Linked DNA regions of Homo sapiens: region 2 is linked to region 1. A link is a loop called in an ENCODE intact Hi-C map of the cell type or tissue named here. Cell type or tissue: natural killer cell. All regions are shown on one strand. Each heading gives the region's core, and the rest is flanking DNA. Links, peaks and the distances in the headings are about the cores only. Region 1 overlaps PITPNC1 (phosphatidylinositol transfer protein cytoplasmic 1). Region 2 overlaps PITPNC1 (phosphatidylinositol transfer protein cytoplasmic 1).

The links. Peaks named below come from ENCODE experiments on the same cell type or tissue, not always from the same donor. Only the 100,000 strongest peaks of a DNase experiment are listed, where the experiment ranks them.
Region 2: it touches region 1 in a loop (3-fold over the local background); 23 of 110 quality-filtered maps call a loop at or near these places.

Annotation. Positions count from the first base shown.
Region 1 is chr17:67,429,393-67,438,804 of GRCh38, reverse strand. The region is part of intron 1 of PITPNC1 (phosphatidylinositol transfer protein cytoplasmic 1); the gene reads right to left. LOC124904046 (a long non-coding RNA gene) reads left to right here. Exons shown (of 3, transcript XR_007065881.1): 3 at 1-485. Among named protein-coding and RNA genes, the nearest start is that of MIR548AA2, 37 kb to the left of the region's middle. In natural killer cell, for the core only: no CTCF peak of the experiment used is centred there; DNase peaks (open chromatin) are centred at 2,836, 3,554, 4,514, 7,025 and 1 weaker place; H3K27ac peaks cover 4,044 bases.
Region 2 is chr17:67,482,755-67,492,166 of GRCh38, reverse strand. The region is part of intron 1 of PITPNC1 (phosphatidylinositol transfer protein cytoplasmic 1); the gene reads right to left. Among named protein-coding and RNA genes, the nearest start is that of MIR548D2, 16 kb to the right of the region's middle. RefSeq lists enhancers at 2,655-2,894, 4,744-4,833. In natural killer cell, for the core only: no CTCF peak of the experiment used is centred there; DNase peaks (open chromatin) are centred at 4,966 and 5,416; H3K27ac peaks cover 1,402 bases.

The DNA of each region.
Region 1 (9,412 bases), core at 801-8,800:
GCAGCAGTACTGCTTTTTGTTGCTGGGGCAGAGTATTATACCTCAGGGTTGCTTCTTCAGTTCTAATTTGACCTAATGAACATTTAAAAGAGAGGAAGGAAAAGTTACTTCTGAGTCCAGAAAACTGGATGGTAAAAGATCATATTCTAAAATTCACACATTCTGTGCATTAGAAAGTCACTTAGGCCCAGCTGGGCACGGTGGCTCACGCCTGTAATCCCAACACTTTAGGAGGCCGAGGCAGGCAGATTACTTGAGGCCAGGAGTTCAAGACCAGCTTGGCCAACATGGTGAAACCCTGTCTGTACTAAAAATACAAAAATTAGCCAGGCATGGTGACAGGTGCCTGTAATCCCAGCTACTGGGGAGGCTGAGGCAGGAGAATCTCTTGAACCCAGGAGGCAGAGGTTGCAGTAGCGGAGATCACACCACTGCACTCCAGCCTGGGCGATAGAGCGAGACTCTGTCTCAGAAAAAAAAAAAAAAAAAAAGTCACTTAGAACTCTGTTCTCTTTATCCAAATTCTAACAAAGATCTTACAACCCAGAACAGCTTAGAAGGCACACAGCGGAATGATGGTGGCTGCACTGACTAGAGGTCTATGTGCTGCAGAGGGTCAATTACAACGTTCATGGCTAGGGCTATTGAGTGACCTGAAGGTCAGACACAGCCCTGTCTTAGGATCTTTGTTTTTCTTTTTTCTTTTCTCTTCTTTTTTTTTCTTTTTTTCTTTTTTTGAGACAGAGTCTCGCTCTGCCGCCCAGGATGGAGTGCAGTGTCGAGATCTCCGCTCACTGCAACCTCCGCCTCCCAGGTTCAGGCAATTCTCTGCCTTGGCCTCCCCAGCAGCTGGGATTACAGATGTGTGCCACCACGCCCAGCTAAATTTTGTAATTTTTAGTAGAGATGGGGTTTCGCCATGCTAGCCAGGCTGGTCTCCAACTCCTGACCTCAAGTGATCCGCCCGCCTCGGCCTCCCAAAGTGCTGGGATTACAGGCCCGAGCCTCCGCACTCGGCCTTGGGCCCTTTCATTCATTCATTTGTTCATTCGTTCTCAGGGACCTCCTCTGGGATCTTAGAGCTCCTTTGAGTTCCTGGTAAGACCACCCACCTCTCCAGGGCTTAAGGAAGGTCTATAGAATGGCCAGTCTTCCTGATGAGGCCTCTCTCATGCCTGCACCCCAATGCAAATATTCCTAAGAAACCAGTGATGCTTAGGAGGTGCATTAGTTTCCTAGGGCTGCAGAAACACAGTATCACCAAGTGCCTAAAGCAACAGAAATGTGTTCTCCCGCAGTTCTGCAGGGTAGAAGCCCAAAATCAAGGTATCAGCAGGGCCATGCTCTGGAGGAAATCTGTCCTTGCCTCTTCCAGCTTCTGGTGGCCCCAGGCGTTCCCTGGCTCGTGGCTGCAACACCCCAACTTCTGCCTCCATGTTCAAGGGGCTATCTTCTCCCTGTGTCTCTCTATGTCCGCTCCCCTTCCTATAAGGACATCAGTCATTGGATACAGGTCCCACTCTAATTTCGGGATTATTTCATCTTGAGGCCCTTCACTAATTACATCTGCAAAAACCCTACTGCCGGCTAGGTGCAGTGGCTCACACCTGTAATCCCAGCACTTTAGGAGGCCGAGGCAGGTGGATTACTTGAGTCTAGGAGTTTGAGACCAGTCTGGGCAACATGGCGAAACCCTGTCTCCACTAAAAATGCAAAAATTAGCCAGCCATGGTGGTGCAAGCCTGTAGTCTTAGTTACTCGGGAGGCTGAGGTGGGAGGATCACCTGAGCCTGGGAAGTCAAGGCTGCAGTGAACTGTGATCGCACCACTGTACTCCAGCCTGGGCAAGCAGAGTGAGATCCTGTCTCAAAAAAAAAAAAAAAAAAAAAAAAAAAACACCCCTATTTTCAAATACAATCAGATTCTGAGGTTCCAGGCAGACACAGATTTTGAGGGGACACTATTCAACCTGCTACAGAAGACAATCAATAAAACTGGTAACAGATGACCCAGCTTTCCAGAAAAGGCCATGGAATGAGTCTCCTTTACCTCAGCCATCCACACAAATCCAAGACCCTTGGGTTTTCCCTGGTCTCAGGACTTTTATCCCTGTTGCCATTCTTGCAAAGCTCTGCACACAGCCAAGAAACATGAATCAGATTATGTCACTTCTGGTTTTAGAACTCTCAGTGGCTCCCATTGCAAAAAGGACATATCCCAAACTCCCAGCCAGGCCCCGAACGCTTTCCACGCCCTGTCCGGTACGTTCGTTCCATCACCCTCCTTCCCCTCCCTGGCCTCCCTACCTTCTGCTTACCTCTTGCCTCCCTCACCCTCACCTTTATTCCTCTCCTGGCTCAAACACAAAGAGGCCATGCTAGTACTTGCTGCTCCCTGTGTCTGGACAGCTGTCTCTCAGATTGTCGCTTAGATAAGACCATTGTTCAAACGTCAAATCCTCGCAGAAATTTTCTGTCCATTCTTTTTAAAATAGCACCCCCAGCCAGACACGGTGGCTCAGGCCTGTAATCCCAACACTCTGGGAGGCAGCTGAGGCAGGAGGATCCTTTGAGGCCAGGAATTTAAGACCAGCCTGGGCAAGAAAGTGAGACCCTGTCTCTACAAAAAATTTAAAAATTAGCTGGGTGGCTGGGTGTGGTGGCACACATCTGTAGTCCCAGCTACTTGGGAGGCTGAAGCAGGAGGATCCCTTGAGCCCAGGAATTGGAGGCTGCAGTGAGCTATGATCACACCACAACACTGCAGCCTGGGGCAACAGAGCAGCAAGATTGTATCTCAAAAAAATAAAAAGTAAAACAAAGGAACAAACAAAAAAACCACCAACCATGTATCTCACACATCTTAGGTCACTCGATTACAGGACCCCAACTTATTTTTTTATACCACTTATCACTAGCTGAAATTGTTCTTCTTGGCGGGGAGGGTGCGGTGGTAGACAAAGTCCCGCTCTGTTGTCCAGGCTGGAGTACAGTGGCATGATCTCGGCCCACTGCAACCTCCTCCTCCCAGGTTCAAGCGATTCTCCTGCCTCAGCCTCCTGAGTAGCTGGGATTACAGATGTGCACCACCACACCTGCCTAATTTTGGTATTTTTAGTAGAGATGGGGTTTCACCATGTTGGTCAAGCTGATCTCGAACTCCTGACCTCGTGATCTGCCCACCTTGGCCTACCAAAGTGCTGAGATTACAGGTGTAGGCCACCGCACCTGGCCTGAAACTGTATTATTTGTGTCCTTGTTCACTTGCTTACAGTCTGTCTCCCCCAGCACAATGTCAGCCCCATGGGGGCAGGAGTTTGTCTCATTGGTGGCTATGTCCCTGCATCCCAGGGCCTGGAAGAAGGCATTCAATAAATACTTGTTGAATGAATCCATGTGCCTGCTGGGTAACATGTTAGACACTGAGGGTACAAAAATGCCTACAATGGCCCCGGAGGGTGTCACGTTTAGTGAAGGTTACAGAAACGTCAAAAGCACTAACACTTCTGGGGCCCAGCCACTGTTCTGTGGCTTTTATCTTCACAAGAATCCTGCAGAGGTAAGTACTATTATAATTTCCGTTTTACAGATGAAGTAACTGAGGTTGCGTAATTTGCCCAAGAGGAGCCAAGGTTCAAACCAGGGAGTCTGACCAGATCTTGAGCTCTGGGCTTCTTTTTTTTTTTTTTTTTTTTTTGAGATGGAGTCTCGCTCTGTCACCCAGGCTGGAGTGCAGTGGCGTGATCTCAGCTCACTGCAAGCTCCATCTCCCGGGTTCACGTCATTCTCCTGCCTCAGCCTCCTGAGTAGCTGGGACTACAGGTGCCCGCCACCATGCCCAGCTAATTTTTGTATTTTTAGTATAGACGGGGTTTCTCCATGTTGGCCAGGCTGGTCTCGAACTCCTGACCTCAGGCGATCCACCCACCTCAGCCTCCCAAAGTGTTGGGATTACAGGCGTGAGCCACCTAGCCTGGCCTTTTATTTTTTTATTTTTTTTTTTTTTTTGAGGCAGAGTCTCACTCTGTTGTTCCCTGTTGCAACAGCTCACTGCAACCTCCACCTCCTGGGCTCAAGCAATCCTCCCACCTCAGCCTCCTGAGTAGCTGGGATCACAGGCATGCACCACCACACCTGGCAAATTTTTTTGTATTTTTAGTACAGACGGGGTTTTGCCATGTTGGCCAGGCTGGTCTTGAACTCCTGGCCTCAAGAGATCCACCTGCCTCGGCCTCCCAAAGTGCTGGGATTACAGGTGTGAGCCACCGCGCCCAGCCTGAGCTCCGGGCTTCTAAAGCACAGCCTGCCCCTCTACCAAAGATTACAGCTCTGTGCAGAGGGCCCTAAGAAAGGTTATGTAATGGGCCTGTGGGAGCCGGAAAAGGAAACGCTACTTGGGAGTGGGGCGGGTGGGAGGCTTCCTCTTGCTGCTCAGTTCCCAGGCTGGGGTGGCAACACCATGTGTAAATGGGCAGATTTTACAAAAGAGGCACAGAGCAGATTGCATTCAATGGGATGCAAAGTAGTTTCTGGTAATCTTGTGTGGGCACAGGGAGGGGTAACACAGGACTCTGTGGTGCCACAGCTGAGGTGTCAGCATTACATCACCATTACGGAGCCATAAGCCTCATTCCCCGTCTGCAGCCCAGGTTCTAGGCACTGGGCTCTTGACTTCCTAACATCTATAATCAAGCCTCTCTCTTAAACCACAGCTTCTGCTGCTGAGCTCTGGCCTTGCTCCTCTTCACCTCCCTGGAGAACCAGGTCCCGTTCTAAGCCCCAGGAGCAGGACCATTTGTGGTCTCGGCCCCTTGCCCCATCCTGACCACCCTCCCATCCAGCCTGTACCTCTATGCCAGCACCAGATTCCTCTTTATTATTATTATTATTATTATGGGGAGGAGGAGACAGAGTCTCGCTATGTCACCCAGGCTAGAGTGCAGTGGCTATTCACAGGGGTGATCCTTGCACGCTAGTCTCAGACTGCTGGGTTCCAGTGATCCTCCTGCGTCAGCCTCCTGGGTTCAAGTGATCCTCCTGCGTCAGCCTCCTGAGCCTGCACCTGGCTTCCTCTTTTTCTTATTTCTATTTTTTAGAGATGGAGTCTCACTCTACTATCCAGGCTGTAGCACAGTGGCACAATCATAGCTCACTGCAGCCTCAAACTCCTATGCTCAAGCGATCCTTCTGCCTCAGCCTCCCGAGTAGCTGGGTTTACAGGCGCAGGCCACCACACCCAGACTCTCCCTATGTTGCCCAGGCTGCTCTGGAATTCCTAGCCTCAAGGGATCCGCCCTCCTCGGCCTCCTAAAGTGCTGGGATTTCGAGTTACTGCACCCGGCTCCCCAGCTTCCTCTCTGTTCTATCTTCTGCCCGGGGCTGGCTTGCCCTCCATTCATCTGCCCAGAAGCACAGCCGTGTTTGTGCGCAGCCAGCAGACTCTCCAGACTCCGGTTCCACAGCCTTACCCGCCCGCCCAGGCTCGCTCCCGCAGCCCGCGGCTAAGACCTTAGCAATCTCTGCTCTGCACCTGTAGCTTTGCCTCCTTTCTAGGTCTGGCTTCCCTTGGTCTGGCCCAACTAAATTCTTTCCTGGCACTGACTGCCAGGAGACAGGAAAACTATAGAAAGCAGAAGAGGGAGAACCACGTAAGTCACAATCAAATGGCTCTTTTGCCAAATATCTACAAGCCTTGCTCCCACGATTCATCCAGGTCTCTGCTCAACTGTCGCCTCCTCAAGGGTCTTCCGCCACCACTCTCCCCACCCCCACTCGCTGTCCCTATATCCTGCTATATTTGTGGCTACCTGACATTATATTATATTTGTATATTTCCATGCTGTTGTCAGGGTCCTCCTCCCACCTCCAGAATATAAGCACCTTGAGGGCAGGGAGTTTGTTTTAGTCACACCTGTGTCCAGAGCTGTATCTGGCACATAATAATCACTCAATAAACAGTGGTAAGCTGAATGCTTACAAGAGTCACATACACCTGAAATCTACACAAAAGAGCACACTGTAATAGCTGATGTTTACAAAGATCACTCAGGAAATCGAGACAGGGAAAGTCATTTTGTTCTGTTTTGTTTTGTTTTAGGATTACATGAGATAATGTTCACAAAGCCTGTAATGAAGTTACTGAAACAGCCATGTCCAACCCTTTGAATAAGAGGACTTTTTGGCTTATCTGTGGTGGCAGATATCACAAAAATTATACACGGACCTTTATTTATTTATTTTAGCTCATCAGTTATCATTAGTTTTATTTTATTTTATTATTTATTTATGTATTTATTTATTTTGAGACGGAGTCTCACTCTCTCGCTCATGCTGGAGTGCAGTGGTGCAATCTCGGCTCACTGCAAGCTCGGCTCACTGCAAGCTCCACCTCCCAGGTTCACGCCATTCTCCTGCCTCAGCCTCCCGAGTAGCTGGGACTACAGGTGCCCACCACCACGCCCGGCTAATTTTTGTATTTTTAGTAGAGACGGGGTTTCACCGTGTTAGCCAGGATGGTCTCCATCTCCTGACCTCGTGATCCACCTGCCTTGGCCTCCCAAAGTGCTGGGATTACAGGCGTGAGCCACCGCACCCGGCCAGTGTTAGTGTATTTTATATGTGGTCCAAGACAATTCTTCCAATGTGGCCCAAGGAAGCCAAAAGTTTGGACACCCATGTTCTAAAACATAGCACGCTTATAAATATGTTAGCTATTATTAGAGAAACCATCTTTACAAGATTCTGGTAAACCTTTCTTATCAGGAACACCCAGCTCGTTTCCCAAGAGTGTCAAGTAGCTGAAGTTTTCCTGCAGAAGTTATCCACTGGGATATAGGAGGTAATATGGCTGTGGTCCGTGCTGGGTGAAACTGAAAACATCTGACTGAGCCAAAGAGAAGAGACTAAAGATAAATGTTGCTGAAATAAACACAGTCAATTGTTAAGACAGTCATGACATTAAGACAAAGGAAGAAAAGTTTTCAGAGTGACTCATCTTTTGGTTCTTCAGAGTGATCATATCTTCCTTGGAAACAGAAAATACATGGAGATGTGTGAACTATGCATGCCTCTGTGTTTATGACTCGAAGATAAGCTGTGGTGAGGGAAAGTCTATATTAGTATTCAAGGCCACAGAAACCAGTCTCTTTTACAAATTACCGTGTAATTAAACAGAAGGCACATGAGATGTATTTTAAGCACATCCCCTTTCTTATTCTTAGTATTCCACTCAACGTCCAAACCCTTATTAATATCTCTGGCCAAAACCACAACTTAAAAACTGCAAACTCATTGTACTATCAAGGAATATTTTCTAATTGTGCCTTAAAACCAACTGTCAGACAAGCTGAGTTCCCATCATGAATAATGGTATACAGAGGCTGACTCAGCGGTAAAGGGTGGAGAAAACGCAGAAAGAGGGGGAAAGCCGTAGGTAAGACAAGACATGAGGCCAGGTGCGGTGGCTCACTCTGTAATCCCAGCACTTTGGGATGCTGAGGCGGATGGATCACTTAAGGTCAGGAGTTTGAGACCAGCCTGGTCAACATGGTGAAATCCCGTCTCTACTAAAAATACAAAAATTAGCTGGGTGTGGTGGTGGGCGCCTATAGTCCCAGCTACTCGGGAGGCTGAAGCATGAGAATCGCTTGAACCCGGGAGGTGGAGCTTGCAGTGAGCCAAGATCACGCCACTGCACTCCGGCCTGGGCGACAGAGCAATATTCCATCGCAAAAAAAAAAAAAAGAAACAGTAACTAAAAAGAGTAAAAATTAAAGAAATAGTTCATCATAAAATGGAAACACATAATGAACTTCTTTCAACATTCCAAGTTGTTGTGTGGTTTGGTTTTGTTTTTAAGAGATGGGGTCTTGCTTTGTCACACAGGCTGGAGTGCAGTGGTGTGATCATTTCTCACTGCAACCTTCCTGGGCCCAAGGGATCCTCCCACCTCAGCCTCCTGAGCAGCTGGGACTACAGACACATGCCACTGCATATGTCTAATTTTTTTTTTTTTGGTAGAGACAGGGTCTCACTATGTTGCCCAGGCTGATCTTGAACTCCCGGCCTCAACTGATCCTCCCACCTCAGCCTCCCAAGTAGCTGGGACGACAGGTGTGCACCACCACGCCCAGCTGTTTTGTTGTTGTTGTTTAGAGACAGAGGTCTCACTACCTTGCCTAGGCTGGTTTCAAACTCCTGACCTCAAGCAATCCTCCCGCTTCCACCCTCTAGAGCATTCTGCCTCCTAGAGCACTGGGATTATAGGCATGAGCCACCACACTGGCCAACATTCTAAGTTTGTTTTTGTTTTTGTTTTTGAGACAGAGTCTTGTTCTGTCACAGAGGCTCGAGTGCAGTGGCATGATCTCAGCTCACTGCAACCTCCACCTCCCGAGTTCAAGCGATCCTCCTGCCTCAGCCTCCCAAGTAGCTGGGATTATAGACTAATTTTTTTGTGTCTTAGTAGAGACAGGGATTCACCACGTTGGCCAGGCTGGTCTTGAACTCCTGACCTCAAGTGACCCTCCCACCTCAGCCTCCCAAAGTGCTGGGATTACTGGCATGAGCCACCACACTAGCCAACATTCTAAGTTTTTAAAATCACAGAGTAGTAAGGAGAATTAATGATCCAGAGAAAAGACGTTACCATCTATAAACTCCTGCGCATTCAGAACTGTCTTAAACCCTTTATAAACCTTATTGCTATACCTCTGAGATTCCTCTTTTGCAGATGGGTAAAAAGAAGTTCAGAAAAATTAAATGATTCAGAACTGGAAGTAAAATTGTGTTGTTTCAAAGCAAGGCTGTTTCCACTACACTGATAATTCCTAAATGATTCCTAAATGCTAGTGCACAGGTTCATTGCCAAATGGAAAAAACAAAGCAAGTGCGGTCTGTTTTCAGAAAGCTAAATTTATTCATCACATAACTACTGAAATTGTATTCCTTCTAATATTTAATGCTAAAATATTCTTTCAGAAAAGAAAGGATATTTTGACATGAAAATTCTCTCAAATCATAAAATTCATAAAAACAAGATTTTAAATGACAAATGAATAAAAGAATAATGGTGGTAGAAATAATTACTTTGTAAGTTTTTTTTTTTTTGAAACAGAGTTTTGCTCTTTCATCCAGGCTGGAGTGCAGTGGCACGATCTCAGCTCACTGCAACCTCCGCCTCCCAGGTTCAAGTGATTCTCCTGCCTCAGCCTCCTGAGTAGCTACGATTATAGGCAATCGCCACCACGCCCAGCTAATTTTGTAATTTTAGTAGAGATGGGGTTTCACCATGATGGCCAGGTTGGTCTCAATTCCTGACCTCAGATGATCCACCTGCCTTGGCCTCCCAAAGTGCTGGGGTTACGGGTATGAGCCACTGCGCCCAGCTACCTTGTTTTAAAACATCCTTACTT
Region 2 (9,412 bases), core at 641-8,640, 54 kb before region 1:
CTTGGGTGTCAGATTTTACCCAGGGATGCATGCATGAACTTTTCTGACTGTATGTCTTATATCCATAAGGATTTTTTTTAAGGAGTTAGTTTACAACTTCTCAGAAATATACTTGTTATTCACCATAAGGCATCTTGCACATCTTTTTTTTTTTAAAAAAAAAAGAAAAAAAAAGGAAGACCGCTCGTGATTGCTGGCATTTCACTGGCACAATGCCAGCACAGTTTTTGGCTTCTCCCAACACCCCACCTCATTTCTGATCTTACTAAAATGTGCAGAAACCTCACAGCAACTTACACTTTTGGGGTTTTTGGTTTTTGGTTTTGTCGTTGTTTTGAGGCAGGGTCTCACTCTGTCACCCAGGCTGGAGGCAGTAGTGTGATCACAGCTCACCGCAGCCTTGAATTCCTGGGCTCAGGCCATCTTCCCACCTCAACCTCCCAAGTAGCTAGGACTACAGGCATGCCATGCCCAGGTAATTTTATCTTTTTGCAGAAACGGAGTCTTACTATGTTGCTGGAGCTGGTCTTAGACTCCTGGCCTCAAGTGACCCTCCCACCTGGGCGTATGTTTTTATTATCTGATTTCCCACCACTAACCAAAGTGGTGAGATCCTTTAACAAATTACAAGCCAGAGACCATCAGCGTGCGTGTGCTCTGTGCCACATCAGCTCAGAAAACCAGGCTATAATTTTAGACAGATGTTCATGAACTTGGGGATTCCTGGTGGGCAGACTTGATGCCTCCAACCCTGGACAGCAGGGAAGCAGCAGTGCCCTGCACCCAGATGACCCAGAAAGCATTTCTTAATGAACGGCCCGGCATTGTGACTCATGCTGGCTCCCACATCTGGCAGATCTGGGTTACATCACGCACGGTCCTCAGTGTCCTGCGGGTTCCTGGGAACGCGCTGCCCAGAGTCAAGTGCACCAGCTGCAGTGGCCGGCTGCGTTCACACGCCTCTCTGCGTCATCCTGATGGCCACACACTATGGGGCTGGCTCCGGCTCCGGGCTCCAGAGGCTGAGCCGACTGTGAGGAGGTCACCTCCCTCTCACTTTCCCATGGGCTTAAGAAGAAGTCACCATGGAAGTAAACCCTGGTGCCCAGGGCAGGACTGCATTCTTTGTTTCTCTACACTAATAGACCCTGGCATCACAATTCCACTGTATTAGCTGTGCTAATCTAGAGAGGAAAACAAAACAAAACAAAACCTCAGCCATTCACATTCCTTGAATAGAATCAGAGGAGGAGAGAAGTAAGTATAAAGTTTGAAAGAATCCCGAGAAGAAATGTTGATATAAACAGCTCTTGGCATCAGGTGGATGGTGTCAGGGAAGTTACTATTTTCGTGGGGACAGAGGCGCTGACGTTCAGCTCCATTGGACCCAGAGTCCTGTGCTATGTTCTCTCGTGACTGACAAAGCCCCCAACTCATTTCTCCCTGGGGACGACATTCCTGCTTTCTTATTCATTACGGATCCTTTGAGATTTTTATTTCGTATCCTTTTATTTACTGATCAGAGCTGCCCTGAAGGCTTCTTCTGGGACACCAGAAACTCCCAGCAGTCCCCTGCCTGCGGGGAGGCTCTTCATCCCAAAGCTCATTATTGTTAGAACAGGATGGGTTCACACCCGGGGGCTCTCTCTCCAAGCCTCCTCACTCCCCATCAATTCCACCTGTTCATTCAGAGTCGTGGTATGTCAGAGCTAGAGGGGACATTTTTAAAAAAATCATTAATTTCATTCTTTTATCTGGTTTGCCAATCTATGCCCTAATTTTAAAGCCAAGATTTAAAAAAAAACAAAACAAAAAACAAAAAACCAACAACAACAAACTGAGATCCTGCCAAGTTAAATAATTCATTATCCCTGGTTAGATAATAACACACACACACACACAAGTATGACCCAGGTCTCCTCATTCTTAGCTCCAAAGTTACATAATGCATCCTCATTCCTCATTCTTAGCTCCAAAGTTACATAATGCATCCTCGTTAATTAAAACACACACACACACACACACACACACACACACACACACACACACACACAGAAAAGCCTGTTTCCAAATCTTTAAACCTTGGGCTGAGATGTACAAATCTGAAGATATGCTCCAAAGAAATAACCTGGCTGGGTGTGGTGGCTCACGCCTGCAATCCCAGCATTTTGGGAGACCGAGGGGGATGGATCACTTGAGGTTCGAGACCAGCCTGGCCAACATGGTGAAACCCCGTCTCTACTAAAAATACAAAAATTAGCCGGGCGTGGTGGTGCACACCTGTAATACCAGCTACTCGGGAGGCTAAGGTGGGAGGATTGCTAGAACCTGGCAGGAAGAGGTTTCAGTGAGCCAAGATCCTATCACTGCACTCTAGCCTGGGACAGAGCGAGACTCCATCTCAAATTAAAAAAGAAAAAGAAAAAAGAAATAACCAAAAAGACAACAGACAGCATGAAAGGGATTGAGAAAAGGTTCGGGTTCAGTAATTCACTTGGGTGCTACAGAACCCTGGCTGCATATTAGACTCGCCTGGAAGCTTTCAAAAGTCCCCATGCTGAGGCCAGGACTCAAACCAATGAAATCAGAATCTCTAGAGGCGGGATCAGAGGCGGGGTCTGGACATCAATAAGCCACAAGGTGAATCCCGTGAGCAGCTAACATGAAACATCATTGATTTACCAGACTTGAGGCCACCATAACTGTATAGTGACCACAATCTTTGTCATCCAAGGAAGAAAAGGAGAAGGAAGGAGTCATTTATAGCCCATGATCTTTAGTTCATTCTGAGATCCTCTCTGTGCTTTTGGGGGTTCATCAGATGTAGGGTCAAACTGAGAAGGTCTACACTGGTGATCTCACCCTGGAACAGGGCCACTCTTCCATACCACATCTGTGAGGACAGAGGCCTATGGGCTGTACCTGGAGGCAAAAGGAGACGGAGCAAACAATCCAGCCCAGTAAGTACTCCTAGGGTGGCTCTCCCAAGTTCTCAAGATACTTTTCTTTTTTAAAAAAGGAGTCTGTTACCGTATGACCCATCAATTCCAATTCTGGGAAAGTACCCCAAAGAACAGAAAGCAGAGGCTCAAACAGGTATTTGTATAACTGTGTTCATGGCAGTACTATTCACAATAGTCAAAAGGTGGAAACAACCCATGTCCATCCACGGAGGGATGGATGGATGAACAAAACATGGTATATCCGTACAATGGAATATTATTCACTCCTGAAAAGGAAGGAAATTCTGATACACACTACCACACAGATGCACCTTGAGGATATTACGCTAAGAGAAATAAGCCAGATAGATACACAAGGACAAATACAGTGTGATTCTACTTATGTGAGTACCTAGAGTAGTCAAACTCAGGGACAGAAAGTGGCTCTGAAATTCAGAGACGGGCGGCTGCCAGGGGCTGCCAGGAGGGGAACAGGCAGTTACCACTGAACAGGCACAGAGTTTCAAGATGCAGAGTTCTGCAGATGGATAGTGGTGATACTGGTACAACGATAGGAATGCACTTAATAACACAGAACTGTACATTTAAAAATGGTTAAGATGGTAAATTTTGTTACATGTCTTATCTCCATTTGGAAAAGTGAACAAAAAAAGAGCCCACATGTGGCCCTTCCTTCGTTCGCTCAGGCATTGATGAAGGTGACTGAGGACAGAATTTCAAAGGTTAATGTGTCATCTGTAAAACACAGCACACACCAGGCCCCTGGACTCTGTTCTGCAGGATTGACTGACTCCAAGAGTTACAGAGCCTTGTAACTCCCCCGGGGCACAGGGAGGGCCGTCTGGCAGGCCTCTGGGTTCACATTATATAACAACCGGGCTGCCAGCTTCCAAGCAACACGAGGTGAATTCCGAAGCGCTCCACGCCTAGGATGAGCCAAGTGTTGATTAATTCCCAAATAACTTTATCGTGGGGACTTTTTCTGATTCCCAAATGCAGTGATGCCGCTTATTTGTCAGTTGAGAAATCTGTATTTTTCTGCGATGGGTTGACTCAATGTATTTTTAAAGAGGGACTTACCTTTCATCTTTTCTTTCCTTTTTGCTTAGTATTCTAGGGGCAAAGAAAAACTTCAGCAAGGAGAAAATCCCGCCAGCAACAGCTCTTTTGAGCTGCTCGGTAATCCAAACCTTTCAAGTAAGCTTTCTCCTTTACTGACACCTCTGTGACAGACAGAAAAGAAAAAATCGTAGCTTCTCTCTGATCAGTGGTCCTAACCCTTTTCTTCAATCAGCAGTCCGTGATGATCCTATACAGGGTATAAGATGCGAAGACATCTCCTGGGAGAAATTACTTAGGCCCTGGAGGCTGATCCCAAACCCCAAGTGTGTGAACTCTGGCCGTGCATCTAAATAAACACATCCTGCTCCCCCACCCTCAGACCAGTGGCCCCCAGAACAGCGCTTACACTTGGCCTAGAAAGCCTGTCCTGATGATTCACCATGAAGCCCAAAGTTTGGCAGCCGGAAAAACTTAAACTTTCCCCCTTTCTTAGAGTTTACAAATTAACAGTCCCTGAGAAGTCAATCATTCAACAGAAGTTGGATTAAACACCTTTCACTTGGGCATCCTCCTGAGCTCAGATGGATACAGAGAAACACTCGCTTGTTTCTTCGAGGTAAAATTTTGCAAAATAAATTTCTGTAAATCTGAGCAATAACAAAAAGGAGGCTGGGTGTGGTGGCTCATGCCTGTAATCCCAGCACTTTGGGAGGCCGAGGTGGGTGGATCGTTTGAGGCCAGGAGTTCGAGATCAGCCTGGTCAACATGGTGAAGCCCCACCTCTACTAAAAATACAAAAATTACCCTGGTGTGGTGGTGAGTGCCTATAATCCCAGCTAATCAGGAGGCTGTGGCAAGAGAATTGCTTGAACCTGGGAGGCAGAGGTTGCAGTGAGCTGAGATCGTGCCACTACACTTCCGCCTGGGTGACAAAGCGAGAACCTGTCAAAATAAACAAAAACAAAAAAGGGAAGTGGTTGGGGTGGTCTAACATAAAAATGGTGTGATTTGTCTGTAATGGACTTCAAACTAGTACTCATATTTTATGATGTTGGTTTTCTTTTTCATACAGCTACATAAGAATGAATTCCACAGTACTCTTTTTTTTTTAGACAGAGTCTTGCTCTGTTGCCCAGGCTGGAGTGCGGTGGTGCAGTCTCAGCTCACTGCAACCTCCGCCTCCCAGGTTCAAGTGATTCTCCTGCCTCAGCCTCCCAAGTAGCTGGGATTACAGACATGCACCACCACGCTCAGCTAATTTTTGTATTTTTAGTAGAGATGGGGTTTCACCACGTCTGGCCTCCACAATACTCTTGAATGCAGAACATGCCACACTCGGGACTCCAGGAGACACCCTGAAAGGCAAGAGAGGAGGAGGTTTCCTGGATGCCCCTAACTGTCTGCTCTCACCGCCCTAAATGCATAGACACTTTTCAGTCAACCACATTCCTCGTTATGTGTCTACAGATTCAAAACGTCACCTTTCTGCCTCCCTGCCATTTGCTTGTCCTTGGATAAAAAGGAGAAGACCTCTTTGCTTATAACTATCACTCATGCTTTGTGATTTCTACAAGGCTGTCTGTAGTCCTTGGAATTCTGGAACCATGGAACATATGGACAGCAGTATCCCAGCTGTACTTTGCTACCATCTCCGATCAATGCCATCTTCTCATTAGGATTTGTGGGCAGACACAAGCTTAGCAAGACTACATACAGACTTGCCATAGGAGGAAGAAGAGGTCTATTTTTCTACATTACTCATTAAAGGCAGGCTAAGCATCAGATGTAATAGAATAGCCTATTCCTTCCTTTGCCCACAGCGAGACTTCAACTCATGAAAACACCACCATCAATATATATTGAGTGTTCATTATATATATATAGCCCAAGACTAAGATAATATACTCTATTTCAAAACACTGCCAAAACTCCGAGAACATTTTTTGGCACATTTAAACAGCAGAATGACCATAAATTATGTAAAGGGAGAATTTTCTGAGTACATGTCAGGAAAAAATAAAATAAAAACCTCTAGCAGCAGAATTTAATGCTTAATAACTCTCATGCTAAAGTTTCAGTTTAATCAATTGTGACTTTTGATATTTTATTTAATGCGTCTAAGGAGCATCACCAGAAGAAATTTTAATACTATTGCTTCTAAATTCAATTAGAATGCTTACATTTTTATGTTAGGGTAACATTTGCAGAGCCATTCTTTAATACGCAAGTTATTAAATCCCACGGTCCCTTAATCCACATTGCAGACTAATCTAATGCATTTAAGCCGCCCCCAGAAGACAGCCTTCAGCTTGTGGCTCATACAGCGTGATAGCTTTTGCTCTTTTTTTGACCGAAGAAGTCATTTTTCTTTCCTCTTGACATCTTAAGAGTCATCTTTAATAATGTTTTTCTGTAGTTCCAATGTCCCTCAACTCCTGATCTTACAGACTAAATTGGCAAGTCAGTTGTTCTTCCGTAGAAAGATCTAACTAATTGGCCGGGTGCGGCGGCTGAGACCAGTAATCCCAGCACTTTGGGAGGCTGAGGTGGGTGGATAGAGACCAGCTTGGCCAACATGGTGAGACCCCATCTCTACTAAAAATACAAAAATTAGCCAGGGGTGGTGGTGAGTGCCTGTAATCCCAGCTACTCAGGAGGCTGAGGTAGGAGAATCGCCTGAATCCAGGAGGCGGAGGTTGCTGTGAGCCAAGATCACACCACTGCCTGGGCGACAGAGCAGTGCCTATGTCAAAAAAAAAAAAAAAAAAAAATCACCCAACTAATGATGACTCTCAGTACACAATTCTAGTTCATGGCCTAGCAGATACCCTAGTGCAAAATCCACAAATCCGGAATGAAAATGTAAGCATCCATGCCTTCCAGCATGCTCCATGCTTTTCCCACTGCGCTCATGGTAAATGCTCCCCATGGCATCACCACCGGGAACCAAACACATGCATACATACGTATATGAAGACAGTTTAGCCAAGTGGTTAAGAGTGAGGACCCTGTGGCTACACTGCCCAGGTTCAAATCCTGGCTCTACCACTCCTTACCAACCTCAGGGAAGTCACTTGACCTTTCTGAGTTTTCCATTTCCCTATTTGTAAGATGGAAACGCTAGTCATAATCAACTTTCTTGGCACAACGATCAAGAGTCAAAATAAACCAATATGTAAAAATGGTTTTGGAAGTTTTTTTTTTGAGATGGAGTCTCGCTCTGTCACCCAGGCTGGAGTGCAGTAGCATGATCTCAGCTCACTGCAACCTCCATGTCCCGGGTTCAAGCGATTCCCCTACCTCAGCCTCCAAAGTAGCTGATATTACAGGCACACACCATCACACCTGGCTAATTTTTGTATTTTTAGTAGAGTCTAGGTTTCACCATGTTGACCAGGCTGGTCTCGAACTCCTGACCTCAAGTGATCCGCCCACCTCGGCCTCCCAAAGTGCTGAGATTACAGGCATGAGCCACTGTGCCCGGCTAGAAGTTTTCATGAAAATCTTTACTCTGATTTCTTAGGGGATTGGATAAATATTTTCACAGGTCCAGACCAACTGGCAAAGTTAAAAGCCAGCAAGTTCTAAGTTAGGGCTCCACTGCCTTAAATAGTTTTCAGAACAAGGTCAGATGTAAATTAACAATGACAGAAGCCCTGAGAGAATTATACAAGCTTATGTGGCGACTGAGCTAGAGATGAATGATTTGATGCGAAGTCAAGACGGTTCCAATTTGGACTAACAAAACCTTTCAACAGAGGCTTATGATTTTAATATGGAAAAAGTTGGCTATAAATGATCTCAAGCTTAACAGAAATCTAATTAGGCAAAGTTAGAGAGTAGGAACCAACAACAACTCTCTGAGCTGGGTCTTATGCACATCTCACAGGCAAGAAAATGGAATGAAGAAAAGCGTTATTAACAGGCTGGGTGTGGAGGCTCGCCCCTGTAATCCCAGTAATTTGGGAGGCCAAGGCAGGCGGATCATCTGAGGTGGGGAGTTCGAGACCAGCCTAACCAACATGGAGAAACCCCGTCTCTACTAAAAATACAAAATAAGCCAGGCATGGTGGTACATGCCTGTAATGCCAGCTACTTGGGAGGCTGAGGCAGGAGAATCGCTTGAACCTGGGAGGTGGAGGTTGCAGTGAGCCAAGATCATGCCACGGCACTCCAGCCTGGGCAACAAGAGCAAAACTCCACCTCAAAAAAAAAAAAAAAAAGAAAGAAAACGTTAGCAAGGGTGAAGGGAGAATGGTTATTGCATGACAACCAACAGTGCTGGCTGCGTTATGAAACTTCTCCTCTTCAGGCATAAACGAAGCTGTATTTTGAAATTTAAGAGCTATATGTTTTTCAGGTAGAAAAACTTAAGTGTGGAATTACCAAGTCCCCCCAGGGCTTGAAGGCTACCAATCCAAGTTATTGGTACTTCAGTAGAAGCTTCCCACACTGCTCTCAGATAGGAGGGTGAATGATGGATAGATGGGCAGATGGATTTACAGTCTTTGAAATCAATAAACCTATAGGCCATCAAACATTTTCCAAAACACTGCAACGATCAAACCAGAATCATACCCCAGAGTGGCAACGCATCTTAATGTTGATCAAAGAAGGGTAAGAAATGCATTCTAAAAGATGGTATTGCTTTTCAGCTCTTTGACCGCTTTACAATAAGCAGGAAATATTTTATTTTTGTTGTCACAGTGAAAATCCAACACTCAGAACTCTGAGGCAAGGTAAACCAATAAAAACAAATTAAAACTTCTTTATCTGGATACCAGGATTACTTGTACTTTTGGAAGAAGTAAAATGTTTTGTGACATTTTAGGGTAGTATGACCTCCTTTTACAACACAGAGAGGTTTTAGCTGTGAAACTTCCTTATAAAATTGGCTACAAGTTCAAATTCTGCCCCAAATGAGTTTCTGATTAATATGAATCAAGAAATGTCCCTCATGATCTCTGCAGCTCTTCTGCAAACAAAGCATCCAGAAAGGACCTGGGGTTTAAAGATGGCTCTGCCACTCCCAGTTCATCCCAGGCTAAATTCATCACTCCTGCAGATCAGGAGGCTGTGAAAGGAGTTTCTACCAGAAGTTCCTTTTGATGGTAGGAAGCAAGGTGGGTGACTACCAAGCGGCATAATATAGAGAGGCCTACTGTGGTACAGGGCGGCAGGGCAGAGGACTGAGTCAGACCCACGGTTCCTAGTTTTGTCACAAATGAGCTAGGTGACCCCAGCAACTAGCTTGACCTCTCTGCATTGCAGTACCTCATCTGTCAAAGCAGGCAACTGGTTCACCCAATTTTTAAAGTTCTTCCCAGCTGTAGAAATCATTATTCCTAGAATAAGCACAATTTGCAAAACAGCAATTTTCAAATCTG